Regions from separate parts of the Homo sapiens genome. Here region 2 is linked to region 1. A link is a loop called in an ENCODE intact Hi-C map of the cell type or tissue named here. Cell type or tissue: adrenal gland. All regions are shown on one strand. Links, peaks and the distances in the headings refer to the core of each region. The heading gives the core; the rest is flanking DNA.

Region 1 (2,909 bases), core at 93-2,592:
ATAAATAAATAAATAAATACCAAAAAAAAAATTAGCCTGGCATGGTGGCGGGCGCCTGTAGTCCCAGCTACTTGGGAGGCGGAGGCAGGAGAATGGCGTGAACCCAGGAGTCGGAGGTTGCAGTGAGCCAAGATCATGCCACTGCACTCCAGCCTGGGCGACAGAGCGAGACTCTGTCTCGAAAAAAAAAAAAAGTAAAATTTTTTTAAAGTAAAGCAATAAAAGAATGGCTACTCCATAGATAGAACAGCCAAGAGTAAAATTTTAATTTTAATTAATTCAAATTTTGGCCAGGCGCAGTGGCCCGCACCTGTAATACCAGCACTTTGGGAGGCCGAGTCAAGCAGATCACCTGAGGTCAGGAGTTCGAGACCAGCCTGGCCAACATGGTGAAACGCCATCTCTACTAAAAATACAAAAAATTAGCCGGGCATGGTGGTGGGTGCCTGTAATTCCAGCTACTTGGGAGGTGAACACAGCAGAATCGCTTGAACCCGGGAGGCCGAGATCATGCCACTGCAATCCCAGCCTGGGCAACAGAGTGAGACTCTGTCTTAAAAAAAAAAAAAATTAAATTTTTAAATGGAAGCAGTGCAAATTTAGAAATACTGATTATATCTTGAAATAGTAATGTTTTGGACATATGGAGTTTAAAACATTACTCAAATTAATTTCACTTGGCTTTCTTTTTTACTTTTTAAAAAATGTGGCTACTAGAAAATTCCAAATCACATATGTGGCCTGCTTTATGTTTCTATTGCACAATGCTAAGCCAGATTGTGAAGATTTTAGTTCTAGGACATGGAAGTCTCCCCTCTTTTAATGCAGGGTGGTGTAGTTGGAAGAGAACTGCGCTTGGAGTCAAAGACCCCTGGGTCCTGCCCCTCACTGGATGCCCTGATACACCCACTAGGCAGCCGGTAAACTCCTTGAACGGCCTAAGTTTCTGCACTTATCAGACGGAACCAATAACACACGCTTTTAGGACTCTAGGAGATCTGGAGTTGATTCTCCAGTAGTTCTCTGTCCCTTCCTCACAATGCAACCTTTAAGTAGTCCCTGGGCCTCAGCTTCCCTTGCTTGTAGAAGCCGCCATAACGGCACGGGGAGGGGGCAGGCTGCCAGAGGTGGGTCATGGTGCGTCTGTCCGTCCGTCTTACCTGAAAGCATCGGCGGAATTTGACGAACCCGGGGCCGGTCCCGCCACGGGTCCCTCAGGGGACCCCGCAAAGTTCTGGGTCGGCCCCCGACAGCCGGTGCCCCCAAACTCACAGCAAGGGGTGCCCTTTGCCTTGTGCTGGGGGATGAGGAGGGGAGTTGGGGAGAGGCCCATTTTGCTACTCTGAGTCCAGGCGTTCTCTAGGCAACGCCGGCGCGGTCTCCACTTTCCCGTTTAGCATAACAATGGAACCTTCGTGAGCCGCCGCGTTGTCCGCGAGATGCCGTTTCTATGGTGACAGCCGGGCCGGGGGCCCAGACCAATGTGTCAGTGGAGAGGGTGAATGCAGGTCCTGGTCCTAGAGGCATGAAAAGGACCCCAGAAGACACTGCCTTTGTATAATCCGTTTGCTATCCCGAGGTGATTCACGGAGTTTCTGGGGATTGGCGCAGGCTGGCGCTGGGAACCCCCGCGCCGGTTACCCCTTTCCTCGGTGGTAGAGGCCGGGCGGGGCAGCGCATGCGCGTGGCGGGCAGGCGGCAGGAGGCGGGTGGGTCAAGGTAACTCTGGGCTACAGAGTCCTTGCTGGGGGTTCGGGGAGCGCTTGGACCCCGGCTTCTGGGACGCGTCAGGTACGTCTCCGAGTCCGGCGTCGCCGGCCAGCGCTGCCTGGGTTCACTCGGGGGCCCGAGCTGAGTAGGACGTCCGGGCCTCGCCTGGAGAGAGGCTTCAGGAGGGCCTGGGGAAGGGGACGGAGGCCGGGCGACCCCGGGCGGTGGCCGCCCTCCTCTGTGTGTCTCCGCGGTTGTGAATTGGGGCGGTAATTCCTCCCCGTAGGTCGCCGTGAAGATGATTGCATGAGATCGTGCGTGTGAACGTTTGTTGACAGCTGTTACTTGAGTCCGACAGCCCTGGGGGCCGTGCATCTGCGTAACATGGCTACCTCTGAACTCCTTGGGGGACACGTATATCTTTGAGAATCCGATGAAAACCAGAGATTCCGCCCTTGTTTTCTTAGAATTAAAGTAAGATAATATATTTTATGGCCTGTTGCAAACGGAAAACCTTTACACAATGATTAGTGATTAGTATCAGTATCTGTGGACTGGGAAGGCTCTACTTACTCGATCCTCTTCCCAGGGTCGTTGTGAGGATCAAGTGCACAGCTTCCTATAAACACTAAAACACTATAACATCTTGTGAGCCAGGTACTATTATTATTCCTCAGTGCAAAGAAAGAAGCCGAAGTCCAAGGGGGATAAATGCTGGGGTCCCACTGTGGGTGAGCCGCAGAGTGATCATTGGAAGCCAGGTGCTCCCCCTTCACTTCCTGTGTGCGGAGCACGCTCGCCCTGGGAGTTTCACTAGAAAGAAGGTTGCCATGGGCCAGTGGGACAGCTTGTATCTCAAGTGCACGCGGATGCCCCAGAATCCCAGGATCTCAGCTGAGCTGTTTGTGGATTATTAGATCTGACTTAAAAGGTAGCTAATCCAGACCCTTCCTCATCTGTAATACATGGATGACAGCTCCCAGCTGTAGTGTTATGAGAATTAGTGCGGTCATGAGTAAGGTGCCCAGTTAAAGCCCGAGAAGTAAAGCAGCTGGGCCAAGGTCTAGCAGGCAACTGAAGGGGAGAGCCAGGCCCCTAAACTTGTTGTGTCCAGCCCATGTGCTCAGGCCCAGTGCAGTTAGCATCAGTGGGGACTTGACTTATTTCTCCTTCTTCAAATGTCTCTAGATTTTAGGCAT
Region 2 (2,909 bases), core at 222-2,721, 140 kb before region 1:
AGTTTCACTCTTGTTGCCCAGGCTGGAGTGCAGTGGCACCATCTCGGCTCACTGCAACCTCCGACTATCCGGTTCAAGCGATTTTCTTGCCTCAGCCTCCTGAGTAGCTGGGATTACAGGTGCGCACCACCAAACCCGACTAATTTTTTTGTTGGGGTTTCGCCATGTTGGCCAGGCTGGCCTTGAACTCCTGACCTCAGGTGATCCGCCCTCCTCGGCCTCTCAAAGTGCTGGGATTATAGGCGCGGGCCACTGCGCCTGGCCCAGAATGAATAATCTATGAGGAAAAAGGCATGTTCCTAGTGAGTTTTCTAACTTGATGCATCCCACCAAAGTTAGAAGCAGTAACTTGGCTACTGTGTGGGGAAGGCCTGTTTGAAAACAATAGCAGCACGGAAATCAGCAGAGCAGGAGATGGAGGCAGCAAGATCGAGTCCTGAGGCTGCTGTCGACACCTTGGCTTCACCTGTGGCTGAAGTCAGCTCTTCCTCTGGATTTTTCAGTTTCGTGAGCCACTGAATTCCTTGTCTTGCATTTGCTAGCATTGTTAGAGGTGTTCAAACCAGAGGGATTCCATCTTGAATAGTGGCTGGGTAAAATAAGGCTGAGACCTACTGGCCTGCATTCCCAGGAGGTTAGGTATTCTTTTTTTTTTTTTTTTTTTTTTTTTTGTGAGATGGAGTTGCAGGCTGGAGTGCAGTGGCATGATCTCTGCTCACTGCAACCTCCACCTCCCGGGTTCAAGCGATTCTTCTGCCTCAGCCTCTGGAGTAGCTGGGACTACAGGCATGCAACATGACGCCCAGCTAATTTTTGTATTTTTAGTAGAGACGGGTTTCACCATGTTGGCCAGGATCGTCTAGATCTCCTGACCTCGTGATCTGCCCACCTCAGCCTCCCAAAATGCTGGGATTACAGGTGTGAGCCACCAGGCATTCTTAATCACAGGATGAGACAGGAGGTCACAAAGATACAGGTCACAAAGACCTTGCTGATAAAACAGGATAGGTAAATAAGCTGCCCTAAACCTACCAAAACCAAGGTGGCAATGAAAGTGACCTCTGGTTGTCCTCATTGCTCATTATACACTAATTATAGTGCATTAGCATGCTAGACACTCCCACCAGCGCCATGACAGTTTACAAATGCCATGACGTCAGGAAGTTATCCTGTATGGTCTAAAAGGAGAGGAACCATCAGTTCCGGGAATTGCCCACTCCTTTCCTGGAAAATTCATGAATAATCTGCCCCTTGTTTAGCACATGCTCAAGAACTAACCGTAAGTATACTCAGTCAAGCAGCCCATGCTGCTGCTCTGCCTATGGAATAGCCATTTTTTTATTCTTTTTTTTTTTTTTTTTTTGAGACAGATTCTGTTGCCTCAGCCTCCCGAGTAGCTGGGACTACAGGTGCCAGCCACCATGCCCGGCTAATTATTGTATTTTTAGTAGAGATGGGGTTTCACCTTGTTGGTCAGGCTGGTCTTGAACTCCTAACCTCGTGATCTGCCCACCTCAGCCTCCCAAAGTGTTGGGATTACAGGCGTGAGCCACTGTGCCTAGCCTGAAGGCAAGTTTATTAAGAAAGTAGCCGGGGCCAGGTGCAGTGGCTCACGCCTGTAATCGCAGCACTTTGGGAGGCCGAGGCAGGTGGATCACCTGAGGTCAGGAGTTCAAGACCAGCCTGACCAACATGGTGAAACCTCCATCTCTACTAAAAATACAAAAAATTAGCCAGGCGAGGTTAGGCATGCCTGTAACCCCAGCTACTTGGGAGGCTGAAGCAGAATTACTTGAACTCAGGAGGCGGAGGTTGCAATGAGCAGAGATTGCACCATTGCACTCCAGCCTGGGCAACAAGAATGAAATCCCTCTCAAAAAAAAAAAAAAAGAAAGAAAAAAGGGAAAAAGAAAGTAGCAGGGCACGGTGGCTCATGCCTGTAATCCCAGCACTTTGGGAGGCTGAGGTGGGTGGATCACCTGAGGTTAGGATTTCGAGACCATCCTGGCCAACATGGTGAAACCTCGTCTCTACTAAAAATACAAAACTTAGCCGGGTGTAGTGGCGGGCGCCTGCAATCTCAGCTACTTGGGAGGCTGAGGTAGGAGAATCGTTTGAACCTGGGAGTGGAGGTTGCAGTGAGCCAAGATTGCGCCACTGCACCCCAGCCTGGGTAGCAGAGGAAGACTCCATCTCAAAAATCAATCAATAAATAAACAAACAAACTTGTTTTTGCTTTACTCTATGGACTCACCCCAAATTCTTTCTTGGGTGAGGTCCAAGAACTCTCTCGGGTCTGGATTAGGACCCTTTTCTGGTAACAGTATGTTTCTGTGGCTTGCAACCAAAAGAGTCCTAACCAATAAACCCTCTTTTTTGAGTGCTCCTCTCCCCTATATAGGCCAGAAATAGACCAGACCTATGTCTACACTCAAATGGAGAGTGGAGGACTGGAAAGCCATGGTCCTTTGCTCACAGGAAACAAATTGAACCCCGGCCTAGAAAAGCTCAGTGGGCACTGGTGATTTTCCTGCTGGCCCAGATACCTGCATAATCTGCAGTTCTGTCCCAAAGTTGGGCCCCAAGTTACAGCTTTTTAGTTCACATTCTAACACTCAGCCACTGTTCTCCAAAGCAGGACATGTAAGAGTGGCTGGACCCAGAGAGATTTCCAGCCTTAGCCAGATGCCATATTGAAACCAGCTTCTCCACTGAACTTTAGGCCTTTGTTTTGGGCCCTGTTTTCCAACCCAAATGCCCACTTCTTGGTAAATTGTCCTTCGTCAGGGGTACTCTGCTTAACCCAGAAAAATTCTCTGAATTTCAAGTCTTGAGAGTTTTATTTCTGTCCCTACTAAAAGACTCTGGGCTGCTATGCAAATTGGTCCACCCCCTCTCCAGGGCTCCTC

What was found. Hi-C counts contacts between places; a loop is a spot of excess contacts. Peaks named below come from ENCODE experiments on the same cell type or tissue, not always from the same donor. Only the 100,000 strongest peaks of a DNase experiment are listed, where the experiment ranks them.
Region 2: it touches region 1 in a loop (2.0-fold over the local background); 17 of 110 quality-filtered maps call a loop at or near these places.

The regions. Positions count from the first base shown.
Region 1 is chr22:38,654,960-38,657,868 of GRCh38, forward strand. It overlaps FAM227A (family with sequence similarity 227 member A), which reads right to left and starts at 1,433. Exons shown (of 17, transcript NM_001013647.2): 1 at 1,161-1,433. It overlaps CBY1 (chibby 1, beta catenin antagonist), which reads left to right and starts at 1,679. Exons shown (of 5, transcript NM_015373.4): 1 at 1,679-1,791. In adrenal gland, for the core only: no CTCF peak of the experiment used is centred there; DNase peaks (open chromatin) are centred at 1,522 and 2,533; H3K4me3 peaks cover 1,778 bases; H3K27ac peaks cover 1,490 bases.
Region 2 is chr22:38,513,602-38,516,510 of GRCh38, forward strand. It overlaps a transcript of DMC1 not described here. Among named protein-coding and RNA genes, the nearest start is that of DDX17, 8.7 kb to the left of the region's middle. RefSeq lists a cis regulatory region at 971-1,379. In adrenal gland, for the core only: no CTCF peak of the experiment used is centred there; no DNase peak of the experiment used is centred there.